Linked DNA regions of Homo sapiens: regions 1, 2, 3 and 5 are each linked to region 4. The links are chromatin loops, found by intact Hi-C in ENCODE. Cell type or tissue: natural killer cell. All regions are shown on one strand.

Region 1 (4,000 bases), 220 kb after region 4:
TTTTTGGCTCCAGGAAGCAGATCCAGCTGCATTGGCTGTAATTAAGCTGGGCTCATTTCATGGTGTACAGGATGTGAGGGCGCTTCTGGCCTCTGTGTGGGAGAGAGGCCTGCCTCTTGCAGATCAGGACACCATTGGATGTGGCTGGCCCCGCTCAGAGCACAGTCCTGGCCCCTGCCCTGTTCCCAGTGACCTGCTGATGGAGCAGGGCCCCAGGACCCCTAAACCCAGGTCCTCCTGGGTCCCATCCATGGCCTCACCTCGCCCCTCAGCTCGGCCATTTTCCGGTCCATGCTGGAGCGTGCACCGAGCTCATCTTCCAGGTCCTCAGACATGCGGCCCAGCTCGTCCTGGTGCGCCTCCTTCAGGATGCTGAGCTGCAGGGATAAGGCCCCACCTGGTCATGAGAACCACCAGGATATAGCCTGGAACCACCTCCGGGGGTGGGCGCCAGTGCAGGAGTGCTCAGCGTGGAGCCAAGGCAGCGCCCAAATGGGGCAGGCACCAGGTATTCCAAACAGACCTCGAATCTGACCACTTCTGCTCCTCCCAATGTCTCTCCTCCTCATTACTGTCTAGCCTCCCAGTGTCTACTCCTGGCCCTTCTCTGTCAACCCGTTTTCTACAACAGCAGCCCAGAGGGAGCTTTTAACAAAGATGAATGCAATCATACCACCCTCCTCCCACAAAGCCTCTGATGGCTCCCAGGTGCCTTAGGGTAAAGTCCAACTCCTCTCTACGCTCTCACAAAGCCCTGCACGATTGGACACCTACCCGCCGCTCCCCCTTAGTTCACTGTACTCCAGGCACCAGGGACTCCTTTCTGTTCCTCAGACACACCAAGTTCCTGCCCACCACAGGGCCTTTGCACATGCGTGGATCTTTCTGAGACACTTCTTAGGACTGATTTTTCTTATTCTCAGGCCTTGACCTAAAGGCCCCCTCCTTAGGAATGCCTCTTCTGCCCACCTGGCCTGGAGGAGGGGCCTCCTCATCCCACTCCCCACTGGAAAGCTAGCCTGGGAGGACGGGGAGCTTGTGCGTCTGTCCACCTTTGTGTCGTTGTATGGCCTGGGCACAGGGCCGCCCTCAGTGTACAGTGACTAATTCCAACACTGCTCTGCACACAGGTGCATCGGCATTGCTTGGCGTGCATTTAAGACAATAACATTTCTTGCGGTATACAGCAAACCCCAACAAACTGCTGCTCCCTGTAACACACGGATGAGTTTTCAACACATAATGTTGAGGGAGAGACACCAGATACAAAAGAGAACCTTTATAATTTTCTACTAAATTGTACATTTGTGTTTCATTCGCTTTTCTTCGAATGATTATACTTCATAATTTGAAAAGACTAAAAGAACAGGGTCCTGGACCCAGCCCTGAAAGGTGCTGATTCAGGAGGGTGGAGGCGAGGTCTGGGAATCTGTATTTTAGGAGATTTCCTCAGAGATTCTCATGTAAGACCAGTCTTGGTCCCCTCCAGGACAGTTTCAGGCTCTAAAGTTCTGTGATCCTCCCAGCTGCTAGAAACCCACCGATCCAGTGTGGCGTTCCCTGGGTGGCTGCGCCCTCTGGTGGCCATTGAGGCCTGCACAGGAGGCCGTAGTGGCAGCTCAGCCTGCTCTGAGCCCCCACACTGCAGTGGTGGATTCCCTTCTCTGGAGCCTCAGTTTCCCTATCTGTAAGATGGGGACATGAGGACCCAGCTCCCTGGGCTGCCATGAGGCTTCAGTGACACCTAGTACAGATAGGAACCCAATGAATGCCACATCCAGCCTCCTCGTCTTCATCCTGGTCTACAAGGCCCCCTCCTGCGGCCTCGCCTCTCACTTCCTGCTCTCCAGCCACCTGGCCCTCCCTGTTTCCCGCACACGCTGGGCTTGTTCCTGCCTCAGGACCTTTGCACCGCTGTGCCTTCTGCCAGGAACACTCTCCCCTGTATCTTTTCAAGGACAGCTTCCTCTAGCCCCTTTAGGTCTTGCCTCAAATGCCACCTTCTTAGGCCTTCCCTGACCTACCACCCCATCTCTCTCATTCTGTTTTGACTCCTTCATAAATTATGAATCTGCCTGGTGACTGTCGGTCTCCCATGCCCACAGCCCCCACAAAGTGAGCTCCTGAAGGCAGGGACCTTGCCTGCCCAGCACTCAGAACAACTCAGAAAAAATAACATAACATAACATAACATAACATAACATAACATAACATAACATAACATAACATAAATAAAATAAAATAAATAAAATAAAATAAAATAAATAAAAATAAATAAAATTAAAATAAAATAAAGCCAGGCACTGTGGCTTACACCTGTAATCCCAGCACTTTGGAGGCCGAGGCAGAAGGATCACTTGGGTCCAGGAGTTCGAGACCAGTCTGGCCAACATGGTGAAACCCTGTCTCTACTAAAAATACAAAAATTAGCCGGGCGTGGTGGCGGGTGCCTGTAATCCCAGCTATTCGGGAAGCTGAGGCAGGAGAATCGCTTGAACCCGGGAGGTGGAGGTTGCAGTGAGCCAAGATCACACCACTGCACTCCAGCCTAGGTGACAGAGCAAGACTCTGTCTCAAAAAAAAAAAAAAAAGAACAACTGTTGGATGAATTAATGAATGAATTCTCTCTTCCATCTCCACTACTGAAATTCAACAGCGCGATCCTGCCGCCTCCAGGAAGACCCTCTGGTCTCCAAGACTCACCTGCTTGAGCATCTCCTGCTTGGTCTTGCTCAGCTCCTCATACTTGATCTTCCACTGGCTGAGCTCCCCCTCTAGCTTCTCAATGTTCCTGCTCAACGCCAGTTTATCCCTGGGGAAGGGACAGACATGGGGGTGAGCCCACCAAGGCCCTCTGCTTGGAGTCCTCACCAAGGGTGGCCCTGCTGTGTGCCCTCTGCACTTGTTGAGCCCAAGTCCAAAATCCTTGCCTTGGTATTCAGGCCCAGGCACCCTATGTGGCTAGAAGCACCCTGGCTTTGCAGTTCTCCTGGAACTGCATTCCCTATCCAAGTGCAAGTGCCCAGCTCACATTGTGGGGAGGTGGTCGGGGTTCCAGAGCACTGAGCATCCCCGGGCAAGTACCTCTCTCCTGCTGCACCTCAGGCTCATCTGAAAATGGCTCCAGGAGGTGGCGGCCCCAGCACTGGCCACTCCACTCCTTGGCCCACCTTGTTCTTCTCGAAGAGCTGTCAAAGACCACCCTGCTCCTGTCTGTTTTGTAGACTATGTTCCCTGCAAGGCTTGGTCTGAACACATGGTTCTGCAGATAGAAACACTGGAAAACACTGTCCAGTGACCCGAAGAGAGGGTTCTCTCTTGCCATCGACACTGTGTGGGATCCCTACATCCTCCCATAACCCCCACCCTGCCTTGATCTTGAATAAGGCACTGTAGGTAACAAGCATGATGCCTGGCCCTGGCAGAGTAGGTGCTCACCAATGGCTGAGCTCAGCATCACCTTCCAGCACGCTGCCCTTCATGACCCCACACCACACTGGCCTCTCTCTCTGAAAGTGGAACACTCCATGCCTCCAACATGGGGTTCCCAGAGGGGACAACGTCACCCTGTAGGAGGCATGTTGAAAACCCATGGCAACATTTTTGGCTATCACAATGATTAGGGGTCATTTAGTGGACGGGGGCCAGGGTGCCTGACTCCCTGCAATGCCCTGGGCGTCCTGCCCATCAGGATGCATCCTGCATCCTACTGAATGCATGCACAGCCCACTGGACATTGCTCGGGGTAGAGATGATCTGAGCCTACAGCCTCATTCTGATTTACATTGAAACAGAAAGTAATTTTTATACTAACATACACTGAATTTTCTAGGAATGGAATCACTGTATAAACTGAAGGAAGACTGCACTTTTCTTTGTTTTTAGAGAGAGGATCTGGCTCTGTTGCTCAGGCTGGAGTGCAGATCACAGCTCACTCCCTGGAACTGCACTCCCTACCCAAGTGCAAGTGCCCAGCTCATATTGTGGGGAGGTGGTCAGG
Region 2 (4,000 bases), 830 kb after region 4:
CTCCTATGACAACACTGCCTTCTTCTGAAATATCTCCTGAAGGACCTGCCTAAGGTTATTTTACAGTTAACTTTTTGTTCTTGTTGTTAAGTAGGAGTACATTCTAAAATTATGATAAGGCCAGGCACGGGAACTCATGCTTGTAATTCTAGCACTTTGGGAGGCTGAGGCAGGAGGACTGCTTGAGCATAGGAATTCAAGACCAGCCTGGGCAACATGGAGAAACCCCGTCTCTACAAAAATACAAAAATTAGTGAGGTGTGGTGGTGAGGGCCTGTAGTCCCAGCTACTTGGGAGGTTGAGGTGGGAGGATTGCTTGAGCCCAGGAGATGGAGACTGCAGTGAGCCCTGATTGCACTACTGCATTCCAGCCTGGGCAACAGCAAGACCTTGTCTCAGAAAAATAAAATACAATAAAATAATGATAAAGAGTATAGTAAATACATAAGCCAGTAACATAGTCATTTATCATCAAGTGTTAGGCACTGAACATCATTGTATATGCTATACTTTTACATGACTGGCAGTGCAGTAGGTTGGTTTACACCTACTCACAAACACGAGTAATGCATTTGACTTAACGAACAACTATTATGTCACTAAGCGACAGGAATTTTTCAGCTCCATGATAATCTTATGGCACCACTGTCATGTGTAAGGTCTGTCGTTGACTGAAACGCCATCATGTGGTGCATGACTACATATACTGTAACTCTGTTGCTAAGGACTTTATATACAGCTTCATTGAATCTTCATAACCGTGAGAAATAGACGAGAAAACTGAATGGTTAAGGACATAGCTAAGATCACACAACTGGAACACAGCACAGCCAGGATGCAAATCCAAGGTGTCTGACCACGCCCTAGCATTGAGGTTTTTCGGTAAGGTACTGTTCTTCTGCTTAAGGAACCTGCAGTCCAGTGGACGATCTACAATAGAAAACTGCCAGCCACAGGCACACCCATGAGGCTTAACTCAAGTTCTCAATGAAAAGAATGTTTAAGTTGAGATTGGAAGGATGAGATGGAGGGGAGGGGCTGTGAGCTTCAGAGAGTCAAATAAATTGCCGGTGTGACAAACACTAACGAACAAGCCATCTTCACAAAAGGGAAGCTTGCAAATTCACTGGTACTGTGAATACAGCGTTCACTTCTATGCAGACAGAGCCTAAACAAAAGTCAAACCAAATTTCTCAAGATTCTTCATAGAAACCGAACAGAAATTCTCTCTATATATACTCATGAAAGAAAACAACAAAGTTTTCTGAAATAAAAATAACTATAAATAGGTACCACAGTCAATATATACCTACTGGCAAAAGTCAAGGTCATGTCTAGCTAAATGTAGACAGTCCTCACCTCCCCACAAACTCTGTCCTTATTACAACTTTGCCTTAGTCCCTGGCAGCAGGAAAAATATTTTCTCTATCTTCCCAAGTCTACACAAAGCCTGTCACTAAGCTGTCGCTCAATAAATCTTTGATAAGTACATCAATTCCCAGTGTTCCCCCTACTGGATTGAATTTCCAGCACTTTATGCAGACATAGCTGAGAAAAAGCACACACGACAAAGCTGAGGGATACGGCCCCAAACTTTCCTTTTTCTTCTCTTTCCTTCCCTTGCCCCAAGAGGGGAAAAATCCTCAATTCTAAATATTTTTCAATTGAGTCTAAATAAGAAGAGTTAGAAACACAAAATTAGCTTTTACCGTTGTGAAGATTTTGCTTGAAATGAGTGTTCTAAAGGTTTTGCCAAAATGTCTGTTTAATTTACTCCAAGTAACCATGCCAATCGATTTAACAATGTTTTCACACGTGTTTATGTCATTAGGGTACCATCCGACCTCTAGTGGCGTTGTTAAGGGACACAGTGCACCATGGTTACTATGCTTTTATATTCTTGGGTAAACATGTTGACTATTCAAAAAGCCTCATTTGAAAAATAAAACACAGCACACAAGATCAAGCCCAGAAGGGTTAAAATGGAAAACTGATACAAGTTTCGTAACAGAAATTCTGAGGCCTCCCTACTACTGGAATTCTTTCAGCTTTAGTAAGTTCTCTATCTGCTCTGAAAACCTCTCCTCCTAGGTCAAGTCCCATTCTCGATTTCAATTGCCTTATACTGACACTTTGTTACAATTCAGTTTCCAAATTCCACTGGCACAGAGGGCCCCCCTCTCTTCATGCCTTCTGACAGCCCATAACTGAGTCAAGTGACAGCTGGGAAGCCAACCTCCTTACGGAGTTCCCAGGCACCCTGGGCTCTCTTTGTACAGATGCAATTTACAGTTTACAATGCTTTATTCCATTGTGAAAAAATACATGAAACTAAAAACCTCAGTAACGCAGCAACGTTAAGGAACTGCTTTCCTGTACTCTGGCACTAGCTCTAGCTTGTGGATAGAATCATCTGAAAGAGAAGAGATGGGCAGATTTTACATACACAAAGGCCCAACTTCATTATATTCAGATTTTTCAACTATCTTATGAAAGTAACACTATGGACACACCATCCTAAAAGCTGCCCTCAGAACGCAGAGTTCCCTAGTGGTGACAGGCAGAAAGCTGCTCATGTTCTCTCCCAACTTTATGTGGCCCTCATAAAGAGCTCTCATGTGTGGATAAGGGAATACAGAGACGTGTTCCAAGATAAAATTCAAAATTCTTGGCTTCATTACCAATAAATCCTACTGAGATTATTCCACATGCATCTCTCTAAAAAGCAGCATTCGGCATACCCACACTCGCCATTCTCCCAGAGAGCAGTACTAAGAATATGACTTAAATTTCACATTGGAGTGCCTCCCGTAACTTATATTCAAGAAATAGTACAGCTGATTGCCTGGGAATTTGCATGAAGAACGAAATACCAAAGTAATAAAATGCAGACCAATTCATAGACAGCTAGATCTTTCTTCACATCTGCAAAAAACAGATTCATCATCTCGTGGGGCCAAACACATATCATCTAGTGGATGCCTGAATAAAGATGAGGCCTGTACTTGGCTCTGAGTTTATTAATCCAAACAAGACTTTGACTGTCAGCATTCTGCAGTTTTCCTGATGGAGAAATCAGGCACCGAGGGCATAGTACAGGCAAGTCACAGTGAGTGTGGAGCAGGTGCCAAGGGCCACTGAATTCTGACTTATTTGGGATCAGTGGGAGGAAGGGAGCAAATGAATGCAATTTAAACATCACTGGCTTGGCCGGAGTCTTTCTGTCTGCTCCTCTGTAAGGGTGCCTGAACAAAGGCTCTGTGTCTAGTGCCCAGCACCGTGCCTGGCACAAAAACGGATATCAGTAAATATTTGGAATTCGTGAATAGCAGGTCCTTTCATCTTTACATCCCCAAAGCTCCTTCAAATAAGTTCGTGCATTTCATGCTACGAGATGGGCACCATCAACCCCATTATATTGGTGGGGAAACAGTGGCTCAAAAGAATGGACTGACCGACCAAGTCAAGACAGCAGCGAGGGTCGCGGTCCTAACCACACCACAGCTGCAGGACACTTAGATCTCAGCCACGCCCACCCACATGCACCGCCCCCCCCCCACCTCCTCCGCTGCTTACACGACGCCCCCACCTCGCGCCCCAGTCCCGCCAGGCTGGGGACAAGGCACAGCAGCGTCCTCTCGGCCTCTCCCAGGCCCCAATTCGACACAACCATTCCCCGTCCCCAGCCCCCGGACGAGGAGGGGGTGCAGCCCCTCCACCCCGCCCCGTCGCCGCCCCTAGCCCGACCTTTTTGTCCCAGATTTGCAGAGGCTTGCTGCCGATGCTGTAGAGGATGGAGAGGAAGCCGCTCTGGAACGTGTTTTTGAACATCTCGCCGGCGGCCTTCTCCTAAGCCGCCCCCGGAGCCGACCTAGGCCCCGGAGTAGATACAGGCACCGAGCGTCGAGGGCACAGCAGCAGGCCGGCCCTGTTCCGAAGAAGGGTGGTTGAGCTCCTGGCCTCCGGATCTGCAGCCACTGATGGCCGGACTCGGACGCGG
Region 3 (4,000 bases), 230 kb after region 4:
GGTCTCTGGAAGGAAAATGATGTGAGGCCCCGCAAGGGTAGAACCCGACCTGGAGAAGTGAAACCTCCAGGAGGCCAGGCCTTTACTAGCTTGTTTCTGAGCCCAGCAGCTCAGGACAATCGGCCCCGCCCACTTCGAGACTGGAGCGCGAACGCCCCGCCCGCGCCGCGCACCTGGCTGCCTGGCGGCCTCTCGGACCCGACGTCACGCACTGGCTCGCGCTCCGCTTCCGGCTCGGGGCCGTCGCGCGTCTGGTCGGCGACCCCCCGGGCGCCCCTCAGCCGCGCCAGCTCGCGGCCCCGTGCCTCGCACTCGCCCTGCGCCTCTTGGCGCTCGCGCCGTGCGCCCGCCAGCTCCTTGGTGAGCGCGTCCAGGCGCTGGCGCAGCTGGCGCACCTCCTCGCGCGCGCGGTTGCGCTCAGCGCGCACCTTGCTCCATTTCTCGCGCCAATTGGCAGTGCAGTCCGACCACCGGCGCATGGTCTTCTCCATCTGCGCCGCCCGCGCCCGCGCCTCCTCCAGCTCCCGCAGCCGCAGCTCCTCGCGGCTCTCCCAGTCGCCGTCGGCCAGCAGCGCGGGCGCGGGGGGCAGGGGCAGTGCGGGCGGCGGCCCGGGCGAGGGCGTGCCGCTGGGCGGCGTGGGCGGCAAGGAGTCGGCAGGCCCCATGCGCTCCGGCGACGGGCTGCCCAGGATGGTCAGGAGGCTGCCCTTGGACAGCTGCGGGGACTCGGCCAGCCGGGGGCTGGGCCCGTGGCTCATGGTGCGGCCGGGCGGGCCCTGAGCTCGAACTCGCGGTCGGGCTCAGGGGCGGCTCCGGGGACGCGCGGCGGGCGCGATACAACTGTGCATGATGACGCCGTGCCCCGCTTCCCTCTGGGCCACCGGGCGGAGGACGCCTCCTCGGACCTACGGGAGAACACAACCGTTATTGGACTGCGACCACCGTCAGTCTCGAAGATCAGCCGCGCCAAGGCCCTGGCGGAGGGAACAGAACGGCCAAGGTAGGAGGAGAGAGTTCTGTTCCAGGAGAGTCCCAATGAGGCAGGATTGGTGGAGCAAGGGCCCGCAAAGGCCTCCTCAGTGGCCTCGACTCCCTGCTCCAATCCCTTCACCCAGCGGCGCTAATCTGAAACCTTGATCTGTTCTTTATTCTCCCGGTCCCGGCTCACACACTGATGGCTTATACTATACTACTATGCAACTTCCGCACAGGACCCAGGCGGGGGCACTGGGCTGGTGCCAGGAGTCCCCTCCCTGCCTTTTCCTGCACTGGGCTAACTCTTCTCATATTTAAGACTCTTCTGAGGTATCACTTCCTCCTGGAAGCCCTCCTGGAGCACTTCAGGCCAGGTCCATCAGCCCCTTATGTGTCTCCATCACTGCACTAACTTACCCTGTCATTTATGTGTCTGCTGTGTACCTTTAACCAAGGCTGTGAGTTTGCTGTGGTCCAGGACTGGGTCCTGACCACTGTTTTAGTCCCAACACATGATGACAATGATATTTGTGGAGGGCAGGCCACAAGCCAGGCACTGTGCCCAGGGCTTTAGGTGAACGATCTCATTTATTCCTTAAAGAGTGGAGGTGAAGAAAATGATTACCTCCATTTATGGTATCTATGAGTACAAATTCAAACTCTAGTAAGGATTTGCTGAATGAACGCACGCGCTGGGGATGATGATGGAAACAAACCAGTCCTCAGATGGAAAGGGCTTCTGAGAGTGCAGCAGGATGTTCTCTCCCCTTCTCTGCCGGAACCACCCCTCCCTGACACCGTGACTCACCGCAAACAGCTCTCTTGTTCTCTGTGTCTCACTTCAGCCTCCCCATCGCCCAGCACTGGGCTCTGCCATTTATGGGCCATGCCCCCCTCCTCCTTAAAATAAATGAGAGGCATGTCCCTCTCTGTCCCCAGTCTCCCTCCACTGCGGCCTCTGTTGACTGCCACCCACCAACAGCCCCTTGGGACATCACACTTTTCCTTCCCCATTAGGCAGAGAGCCCTGGTCCACAGATCTTCACACCTGCCCCTAAGACCCACCCTTTCTGAGTGATCAGTGTACTGTCGGTGGGACTCGGCACTGGCTGTCCCCAAGGCTGCCTGGCAGCCCTCTATGTCCCCTCTCCACCTTCTTCCAATCTCTAACCCACCTCATTCTCGGCAGATGATCTATCGTCATGATTTGCAGTGAAAAAGGAAGCTGTCAAGCCCCACGGCCCCCTCCTCTCTGCCCCTGAGAGGACAGAGGGGTTCTCCTTCCTTGAGCCGAAGGCCTCCCTCCTGCCAGTCCCACCCTAGCCAGTGACGTCCTTTCCAGGGGTCTTACCCCTGCTGAAGTGTCTCCTGACACCTTCTTCTCCCCTCCCCTGGCACCTCCCTTTTAAGGTCCTTCCAAAGTGGTCCACACTCGCCGTCTCCACTCCGTCTACCTGCTTGGCGCTCTGTCACCCGGCCACCTGTGCCAGGCTGGTTTCCAGTCCCCTGTGACGGTGTGCCCTCTGGACCCACCGTGGCACCTGCTTCCCTGCCTCACTTGCTTCCACGTCTTCCTCTCCAGGTTTCCCCTCCTCTCCAGCTGCTCGTCAGCCTCCCAGGTGAACCCCCTGGGCTTATCCCTCGAATGCGGCTGTCATCGGGCCCTGGGCCCCCTTCTCCTCTCACGATATCCCTGCCCGAGCCATCTCGCTATGTCCCCAACTCCAAGTCCCTCTCCAGCCCAGGTTGCCCTCAGAGCTTCCCATACCTCCAACCGGATGCCTGATAGATGATTCAGGCTCATCTTGGTTAAAATAGAACTTGCTGCCTCCATTCCCCCCGTGACCAGCTCCTCCTGGGTGCTCCTCCGAGAGAAGGCACTTCCTCACTCCTTCCAGAGAAGGCACTTCCTCACTCCTTCCAGCTTTGAAGGCACCCTGAAATCTGCCTTCTTTCCTCCCCCACCCACCGCCAAACCTTGTCAGTCTATCTGCTGTGCATCCGCCTTCCATCCACCTTCTTTGTCCACAGTCACTAACCTGTCAGGGTCCACACCACCTTCACTCACCTGGGTAACAGTACCCACACCCACCTCCCTGCCCATCATGCACTTTCACCTCCTTCAAATCCATTCTCAACAGCAACAGCCAGAGTGAGTTCTTGTAAGAACCTGACCACTCTGATGGCCCCTCCCTGTGTCATTACCAATACTGATTCCTCCCTAGCCTCAATTCTAAGGTTACTCCCTCTAGGACTCAACTCCAAATACTCTCCAATCCCAGCAGGAGCCGCAAGCCACTGATCCCACCACTGCACTGCCCACCCCCATGTCCCTCTCTTTCCCAGCTCACCTTCTGTGCTCCTAATTTCTCCCTTGCCAGCACCCTCTGTGCCCTAGGCCCCTCCTGTTCTGGCTTCTCCTGGCAAACGCCAACCCTGTTCCCTCCACTGCTTTGCCCACTCTTACCTTCAACTATGGAGCCAGGCATTGGAGGTCTACACCACCACGTGGAGCAGTATTTTTTAAAACTCATGACCTTTTGTCAAGGTTCCTCCGTGCTGCTCAGCGACCCCGCTGCATTTCTCTAGGCCATTTGCTGTTTGTTTATTGTCTGTCTGCCTTTACCATGCATGAGGTCTAGGCCCAGCTCTGACACCAACCTCATGTAAGCCACTGTCCCTTTCTGGGCCTCAGTTTCCCCATGTGTAGAAGGGGGGATGTGTGAGAGAGACCAGTGCTTCTTCATCAGGGTGTCCTTCAGATTCACCCAGACACTTGGCCCTATACCCGAGAGAGTCATGTTTGCTAGGTGTGGAGCTTGGAATTTGCATTTTAATAGTCTGGGATATTTGAGTATTTGGCGATGCTTTCTTACTACCCACAGTTCCATAAACACAACATGTACACCCCGACCCTGATAACATCTGTGTCACGCACCCAGACACAGCCATACAGATCCAGGCTCTGGTTCCATGTACACCACTGACACCCCAGGAGATCCCTAGCAGCCTGTGCCTCTGTGAC
Region 4 (4,000 bases):
AAGGCAATGGATTCTCCCTTCTGGCCTCCAGACGGAATGTAACCCTGTGACCCATTTTAGACTTATGACCTCCAGAACTGTAAGATAAATAAATGGGATGGTTTTAAGCCACCAAATTTGTAGTTATGTGTTACAGCAGCAATAGAAACTCTTGAATCTCCTTGGCAGCATTTCCACCAAGTGACCATCGATCCTCGTCTTGAATGCCTCCAGCGACAGGGATATCACTACCAATACAGTCACCCTGTTTCCTTTCCAGCAAACTCTTTCTTCTCCCAAACCCATCCTCTGTAACTATTCACCCACTGCACCCCCACCTCGGGCCCCAGTTCTTGGAGCAAAAAGGACAGGCAGACACAATCCCAACCCCTTGTATATCAGGCTTTTGTAGACAGATAATAATTCTCTTCCCCAAGCTTAACAATCTCCAACTTTTTCCCTTGATCAGCTTATTAGAAAGGTCTAAAAGCCAACTCTTTCTGAATGAGGCCCTAGGTAATCATTTGCAGAGTGGGATCTCCCAACCCAAGGCCTCCCGTCCTGAGGAGCGGATGACAAAAACCTTATAGAGCGTCCTCCTTCCAACAATAATTCTCCAAACCCCGCCCCCTACTCCGCCAGTGCCCCATTCACAGCCCGAAACATCCGACCGGTATTAGTAATAGTTCATAATACCACCACTTGAGGCTCAGAGCCTGGGCAGGCAGCTAGAATTTAGCAACGTTATTTCGTTTTCATTGTGTTTATTTCTGTTGATGGTAAGGGAAACTGATTTTCCATTTAAATTATCTGTGTATTCAGTTGAAAGCGCCAGTTTGACCACAGCAGTGAGTCTCGCTGCACCGGATGGGTTTGGTTGTGGATAACCTAAGCTGCAGGCCGGACTCGGAACTGCCCGGGACACCGCCTCTGGGTTCTGAGTCCCGAGCGTCGTTGAAGCATGAGAGGAACTACATCAGACCCCAAAATAGTCTCTCCTAGGAAGTCAGGATGGCCGAGCGGTCTAAGGCGCTGCGTTCAGGTCGCAGTCTCCCCTGGAGGCGTGGGTTCGAATCCCACTTCTGACAAGCGCTCTTTTCCGGTATTTCAGAAGAGAAATCTTCGACGACCGCACACCAAGAGAGGCCCTCAAACACAGAGGACCGTACGTTTTACACACAATCCAAAGTCTAAATGAATGTCTGTGGGGAAGAAAAAGTCTGACAGGACGTGGTCGTGTGATTCTGAACTCCCAACTTCGGAGGAGGTTGAGGCGGGAGGATGTCGCCACCACACTCCAGCTTAGGCGACAGAGCGAGATTCTTTTTTAAAAAAGAAAATGCTCGTTAATAAGAAAATACTCGTTTTGTAAAACAATTAAGATTATGCGAACATATACGCACAAGACATCATAACCTCATTGATCTGTAAAAGAATAAAAAAAGATTATAAGAACATATACACAGAACACATACACACAAGACATCATAACCTCACTGATCTGCGGTGTTGATGAGGAAAAGTAATTGAGCTCTGTCAGAAGTGGGATTCGAACCCACGCCTCCAGGGGAGACTGCGACCTGAACGCAGCGCCTTAGACCGCTCGGCCATCCTGACTGCTTGCAGTGTGTGGCGCATAAAGCCTCTTCACAAGTTCTGCAATATGCGCATGCGTAGTGGGCAGCGAAGACCCACTCCTAGTTGTCCGCCCGGCGTTGGGTGGAGCGAGATACACTCACTTGCTCCAATGGGCGTGGAGAGATGGGACAAGGAAGGTCAGCGCGATGCACCTAGGCGACGCCAGAGGGTGCGCAAGGCCTACTAGAGAAGGCCGAGACCGAAGACTGTTACTTCAATACACATGCATTCGTGCCTCCAGCCTGTATTCATTCTGCATTCATACATGTACTATCATGTCAGCTTTGATTCCTGAAATCTGCAAGCAACCTTGCATTTCCCTTGTGCACAATGCAATCAAGTCCGTATACCTGCACTGATTCGCAGACATTTCCGTGGGCTGGCGCCCAATCTAGGTAAAGCCCAGGTATTGCAAGGCCGCCTGGCACTCTTACCGCGCTCTCCTTCCGAATACTCGCCCCAGCTGCAGCTTCACATTTGTATATGTGTTATAATTCATTTACTCAGGCTCCGGGATAGAACGAGGCCTGCAGCTGCACAGCCAGACCCGCCCTATTCCTATGTCCCCAGTGCCCAAACCGTACCCGGCACACAGTAGGTACGCAGGGAAGATCCCATGGATTCATTCTTCCCTCGCTTCCTCCTTCCTGCATCCCCTCATTTCGTGACTCATCTCTCTTTTCCTGGCCCCCGCGGCATCTTCCTCTCTTCCCTTCCACCCCCTCTAGGCTTACGCACGCCGCGCACAGGCTGTTTCCAGGGACCAGAAGACCTCGGTACCGAGAGGGTGCCCTTCTCCAGAAGGATTTCTAGGATCTCAGGGGGCTGGGCCGCTGACCTGGTGTGTAACAATTACACATTAATTAATGAATTCCCTCATTAATGACTCATATTCCTACAATGGCAGCTGCTGCCCCTCTCTGTACACAGGCACTAGAAGAGAGGGTCCAAGACCCTCGAACATCTCTGAGCCAACTTTGGAGTCCAGGGGTCAGGCCTAGAAGGTGTGAGCAGTGGGGTCACATTAACCTCTTAGTGCCCTCGGACTTGTCTGAGATGGTATCACAGAGCGGCCTCGGCCAGAGAACAGCAGCACTTACCACCCTTGGATTAGATTCCCTTGAGATGCTTGGAGCTTGGGATGCAGCCCCATGGGGGTGGGCAGAGGTCCTGGTTATCTGAAAGACAATGAAATCCTCCTCTTTCCCTGTCCCAAATGTCCTCTCCTCATTGACTGCCAGAATTCTTTCCTTTAGGTTTAGCACTAAACTCTTTTGTGTCCTCTTCTAAAATACAAATTGCCCTGGAAGCTGGAAAGAAAGTCAACAAACATTTATTAAGCACTTGCTATGTGCCACTCTTCTAGATGCTGTGAACAAAACAGAATTTCCACTCTCAAGATACATTCAGGCATGGAGCGAAGGGAGAAGGATAAGAAACAGGTGGACAAATACATCCAGGTGTTGTTAAATGCTGGGTAGAGGATGCATCAAGAAACTCATGAAAGACTTTAAAACAGGCAAAAAAGATAGCTGGATCTGATTCTATAAGGGCTTGCACCTTTCATTACTTTTATGTCCAAATAATTCTTGTCCACAGAAATACAGGTGAATTTTGTTAGGGTAGAATGCAATTGATCATTGCCCTGTGGATATTGACCAATTTTGCAATCTGCTTATAAATTCATTTCAGCATTCCTGATTGCCAATATATGTGTGTCTTTGAATTCTCTTTTGAATTGGCTATAACATTGAACAGGTCCTCCCATTAATTAATGACTAAAATAAAATCTTTGACGTGTTCATTTTATATTTATATGAGAATTATGATTTTATCTTAAAAATTATCCTTTTGGCCAGGCGAGGTGACTCATGCCTGTAATCCCAGCACTTTGGGAGGCTGAGGTGGGCAGATCACAAGGTCAGAAGTTCAAGACCAGCCTCGACAACATGGTGAAACCCCGTCTCTACTAAAAATACAAAAATTAGCCAGGCGTCATGGCACTTGCCTGTAATCCCAGCTACTAAGGAGGCTGAGGAAGGAGAATTGCTTGAACCCGAGAGGCAGAGGTTGCAGTGAGCTGAGATCACACCATTGCACTCCAGCCTGGGTAACAGAGTGAGACTCCATCTCAAAAAAAAAAAAATACCCTTTTAACAGTGATCAAGAGTGATTGGGGCTCTCCTAGGCAGGGTGGTTAGGGAGGGCCTCTGTGAGGAGCTGACACTGAGTTCAAAAGGAGAAACACAAGCAAGATCAAAGCTGCAGGTGGCAGCATTTCAGATAAAAGACATAGCCAGTGCAAAGGCTCTGAGGCAGAGAGAAATATAGTCTGTTGGAGGGACAGCAAGGCCAGTGTGGCAGGGGTAAGGTGATGGGAAGG
Region 5 (4,000 bases), 120 kb after region 4:
AACTTCCTGCCCCTCTTGGAGCCTTGGAATCCTGGTCAGCACAGGGCGGGCCGTCCCAGGGACTCTGGGGGCCCTTCCCCCCCTGCCACTCCTGGTAACGTCCTCCTTCTGTGTAGTTTTGTAACTGTGCAGGGCAGGGCCATCTGTTCGGACCCCAACAACAAGAGAGTGAAGAATGCAGTTAAATACCTGCAAAGCCTTGAGAGGTCTTGAAGCCTCCTCACCCCAGACTCCTGACTGTCTCCCGGGACTACCTGGGACCTCCACCGTTGGTGTTCACCGCCCCCACCCTGAGCGCCTGGGTCCAGGGGAGGCCTTCCAGGGACGAAGAAGAGCCACAGTGAGGGAGATCCCATCCCCTTGTCTGAACTGGAGCCATGGGCACAAAGGGCCCAGATTAAAGTCTTTATCCTCAGTCTGTGTCAGCGTGTCTGTCCCCACAGCGCAAGATGCGCTTCCACTCCGGCCTGTCACTCTGGGAGGGTTCTCAGAGAACCTCTGGTCCTGCCCTGTGCAGGTCGGAAAGGGAAACTGAGGCTGAGAAGGGCACGTGGCTTCCGCAGACCACGCACCAGTGAGGGGAGGCCCTGGTGAGAGGCCCGGGCAGGGGCGGGGTTGGCGGGGTCCTGGGAGGCGGCCGCTGGATTCTCTCCCTACCCACCCCAAGGTCTCCCGGTTTCCCCCCAGCCCAGCTCCTGTTCTTGCCCCACGTGGAGCTGAGGACAAACTTCCCCGAGGTGCTGGAGTCAATTTCACAGACTGGCCAGGACCCTGCCGCAGGCCACAGCTCTGCCCAGTGCTGGGGAGCCCCCTGGCCAAGGGTGGGGGAAGCTTGTAGCCCTGTCCTTGCCTTCCCCTGCACTCACTGCAGTCCAGCTGGCCCGGCTCCTCCTGGCCCTGGCTCCCTCTCCCCGCTCAAACTCCAGACCCCAGCTCCAGGGCGAGGGGGCTCTGTGGGTCCTGGGCCCTCTGCCTGCGGCTGACTTCCTAGCCCACTCCAGGCTCAGGCAGGCGGGCGCCACGCGGCCCTGTGGTTCCTCCTGACTGAAGTGTGATCCCCACCCGGCCCTGGCTGCGCCCAGCCTGCCGGAAGCCGGCCCAGCACAACCGCCCACCGACTCGCTCCCCCAGCTCTTAGGGACTGCCCTGAAGCCGACCCCTGCTCCGCGTGGTTCTCTCATTGTGTGTGTGTGTGTGTGTGTGTGTGTGTGTGTGTGCGTGCGCGTGTGTGGCAGTCCCAGCTCCTCCATTAGGTTGAGAGCTCCGTGAGCCACTCCGGGGACCCCACACCCCTGTGCTAAAAAAGATGGGGACTAGAGGCTCAGGACACCCCACCCCCAGACCCCTCTGCCCATGCCCAGCTAAGGGCTGAGCACAGAGGAGTCGGGGCCTAAGCCTTCTAGTTCTCTCTCACTCTCCCAACCAGCGATGGGGCCGTGGCTTCTCTCTGAACACAGTTTGGCGGCAGGGGCGCGGGTCCTTCTCTTCCGAGGACCTTGTGGCGGGCATTGTTTGGTGGGGCTGCGGTTAGAAGGGCAATTTCCAGGCCCGGCTGTTGCCTCCTGCTGCTCCCTTGTGGCCAGTCAGCTCATTGCAGGGCAGATGATAGAACCCAAGTTTACTTTCCAGTACGGGCACAGCGATAACGAGGTTGATAAAACCAGTGAACTGGCTTGCCTGTGACTCTAGGGTCTCTTCAGCCGCAAGTGGGCTCATCTCCTGTCCTGATGCCGAGGAGGATCACTTGAACAACTGCCTAAGACCCAGAGTCCTGGGGATGGCCCAGTCTGAGTTCTTCATGGAAAATTGTCCTCTGAATCCACCGGGAGGAGGAAGGATGATCTAAAAAGGGAGGGAGGCAAGGAGAAGCTCCTAAGACAGCAAAGGCCAGAGACAGCCGGGGTCTGGACCCCTGCACCCTGCAGGCGAGAGCTGGAAGGACTCTCAGAGTGCAATGGCTCCATCTCAGCTCACTGCAACCTCCGCCTCCCAGGTTCAAGCGATTCTCCTGCTTCAGCCTCCTAAGTAGCTGGGATTACAGGCGCCCGCCACCACACCCGGCTAATTTTTTTGTATTTTTAGTAGAGACGGGGTTTCACCATGTCGGTCAGGCTGGTCTTGAACTCTTGGCCTTATGTGATCCACTCGCCTTGGCCTCCCAAAGTGCTGAGATTACAGGCATGAGCCACCGCGCCTGGCCTCCAGCAAACTTCGTTTAAAAAAGCAAGACCTTTTTTGTTTTTTCCCTACTGAAATCCTACTCAGAAGCCCATATTGTAAGCTTAGGTAAGTAGAGCTGCCGTGGAGGCCTGTGAGGAGGTGGGGAGTTGCCAGAGGGTCCCTGAAAGTGAGATAGGGTGGGGCATTGCATAAAGGCAGGGAAGAGGTGGATCCAGGACTGGCAACAAAACGCAGGATTCAGAATCCAAGTATTCACGAGCAGCATCCGGTGCAAGCTGGGGGATGGTGAGATGCAAGAGATAGGACAACTGCCATGTGACCTTAGGGCATTTTAAGGAGGTGTGACCTGGAGACTGCTGTGATTGGAAAGACTGCTGGGAGGGAAAAAGAGGAATGGGCAGGTTCGGGGTGAAAAGTGAGGAGAAGCGCCAGACTTATGTTGTTTCTTTCACCTGGTAGGTGCCTCCCCTCCTCCCCCACCCCACCCCTGCTTTTTTTTTTTTTTTTTTTTTTTTTTTTTTTCAGATGGAGTCTGGCTCTGTGACCCAGGCTGGAGTGCAGTGGTGCGATCTGGCTCACTGCAACCTCTGTCTCCCGGGTTCAAGCGATTCTCATGCCTCAGCTTCCTGAGTAGCTGGGATTATAGGTGTGCACCACCACACCTGGCTGATTTTTGTATTTTTAGAAGAGATGGGGTTTTACCATGTTGGCCAGGCTGGTCTCGAACTCCCGAGCTCAAGTGATCCGCCCACCTCGGCCTCCCAAAGTGCTGGGATTACAGGCGTGAGCCACTATTCTGAAATCCAGTTTCTCTTCAACGCTCAACTCAGTGCTGCCTCTGCCACAGCCAGCCTACTCAACCTCAGCTGTGTGTCCTCCACCTGCACCCAACGCTCACCTTAGTCTAATCCTGACCACACTCTACCCCTTGTAATTGGAGCTGCTTGGGTGATTTACCCAATAAACTCACTGAGCAGGTATTTGGGTCAGGAAACAGTACCAGACTCATTTATGAGGAGGGAAAAAAGCTTTGTGCACAGTGTATATTTGATTTATACATTTTCATCAGTGCTGCTCAGGTGAATTCCACAAGGGGCACTAGTGGGGAAAGAGAAATTTCCTGGGGAGCCCTAATAACCCGGCTTGAAGCATATTGCATCTCCAAACGTGGAAATTAGAATTGGGTTGTTTTCCAGTGGCCCACCAGAGGGCACTCTGCTCTTAGGAGGAAGTTCTGAGGCTGATGCGCCAGGGGCCCTGACCCCACCAGCCAGACTCCGGCCCCATCGCTGTCCCCAGGGGCTGGGATCAGCCACATCTGGTTGTAGCTGCACTAGGCCTTGGGGCAGGGGTGTCTGTAGCTGGCCGGCTCTCCTCTTGTGGGAACAGAAGCAAAGAAACCGCCAATTACACTGTCTGGGGTTTGCTGGATGAAGAGGAAGAAGGAAGAAACCCTGCTGGGACTAGCAGGGCCACTAACTCCAGACGCAACCTGGGCAGTGCCAAGAGCTGTGGGCTGGGGTGTTTCACTGTGTTTTCTTAGAGACTGTATTTGGTCTATTTGGCATCCATTTATCACAGGGCCAAATCACAGGGCCAAAAGCATTTATACCTCCCCTGCAAGCTGGTTTTTGCAAGTGTTTGAAAGTAATAATAGTTACAAACCCTCCAACCAATCCCAATCACAGGCCCCCCAACCATCTCTATTTAACTCTCACACCAAGCCAGTATTTCCCCTGCCCTAAATCACCCAGAGCCAGGTAGAGACAACTAGGGACGGCCCCTAAGCCCAAGGCCCCCTGGAATTATTCCAACTAGC

Evidence for each region. Peaks named below come from ENCODE experiments on the same cell type or tissue, not always from the same donor. Only the 100,000 strongest peaks of a DNase experiment are listed, where the experiment ranks them.
Region 1: a loop joins it to region 4, with 8 times the contacts of the local background. A loop is called at or near these places in 83 of 110 quality-filtered maps.
Region 2: a loop joins it to region 4, with 5 times the contacts of the local background. A loop is called at or near these places in 2 of 110 quality-filtered maps.
Region 3: it touches region 4 in a loop (5-fold over the local background); 37 of 110 quality-filtered maps call a loop at or near these places.
Region 5: it touches region 4 in a loop (20-fold over the local background); 109 of 110 quality-filtered maps call a loop at or near these places.

What each region holds. Positions count from the first base shown.
Region 1 is chr16:57,518,365-57,522,364 of GRCh38, forward strand. It overlaps CCDC102A (coiled-coil domain containing 102A), which reads right to left. Exons shown (of 9, transcript NM_033212.4): 4 at 2,704-2,812; 5 at 261-377. Among named protein-coding and RNA genes, the nearest start is that of CCDC102A, 16 kb to the right of the region's middle. RefSeq lists an enhancer at 1,566-1,735. In natural killer cell, CTCF peaks have their summits at 1,582 (motif pointing left) and 1,783; a DNase peak (open chromatin) is centred at 1,567.
Region 2 is chr16:58,125,285-58,129,284 of GRCh38, forward strand. It overlaps CFAP20 (cilia and flagella associated protein 20), which reads right to left. Exons shown (of 6, transcript NM_013242.3): 1 at 3,748-4,000. The coding sequence starts at 3,831. LOC101927556 (a long non-coding RNA gene) reads left to right here and starts at 3,600. Exons shown (of 4, transcript NR_188516.1): 1 at 3,600-4,000. RefSeq lists silencers at 1,758-1,827, 3,622-3,761 and enhancers at 3,361-4,000, 3,822-3,991. In natural killer cell, CTCF peaks have their summits at 1,540 (motif pointing left) and 1,806 (motif pointing left); DNase peaks (open chromatin) are centred at 827, 1,847, 2,537 and 2,977; H3K4me3 peaks cover 992 bases; H3K27ac peaks cover 2,899 bases.
Region 3 is chr16:57,528,420-57,532,419 of GRCh38, forward strand. CCDC102A (coiled-coil domain containing 102A) reads right to left here. Exons shown (of 9, transcript NM_033212.4): 2 at 174-905. The coding sequence starts at 758. It also overlaps a transcript of ADGRG5 not described here. Among named protein-coding and RNA genes, the nearest start is that of CCDC102A, 6.2 kb to the right of the region's middle. RefSeq lists enhancers at 524-1,024, 1,355-1,514, 1,715-1,764. In natural killer cell, no CTCF peak of the experiment used is centred here; a DNase peak (open chromatin) is centred at 1,772; H3K27ac peaks cover 3,019 bases.
Region 4 is chr16:57,298,967-57,302,966 of GRCh38, forward strand. TRL-CAG2-1 (tRNA-Leu (anticodon CAG) 2-1) reads left to right here and starts at 985; the gene lies at 985-1,067. It overlaps TRL-CAG2-2 (tRNA-Leu (anticodon CAG) 2-2), which reads right to left and starts at 1,596; the gene lies at 1,514-1,596. RefSeq lists enhancers at 709-838, 1,249-1,308 and silencers at 959-1,168, 1,459-1,628. In natural killer cell, CTCF peaks have their summits at 778, 1,792 and 1,992; DNase peaks (open chromatin) are centred at 1,005 and 1,705; H3K4me3 peaks cover 1,382 bases; H3K27ac peaks cover 1,618 bases.
Region 5 is chr16:57,415,649-57,419,648 of GRCh38, forward strand. CCL17 (C-C motif chemokine ligand 17) reads left to right here. Exons shown (of 4, transcript NM_002987.3): 4 at 117-415. The coding sequence ends at 213. Among named protein-coding and RNA genes, the nearest start is that of CCL17, 13 kb to the left of the region's middle. RefSeq lists enhancers at 469-984, 985-1,500, 2,017-2,531. In natural killer cell, CTCF peaks have their summits at 1,586 (motif pointing left), 1,797, 3,360 (motif pointing right) and 3,561; DNase peaks (open chromatin) are centred at 1,103, 1,573 and 3,383; H3K4me3 peaks cover 657 bases; H3K27ac peaks cover 1,714 bases.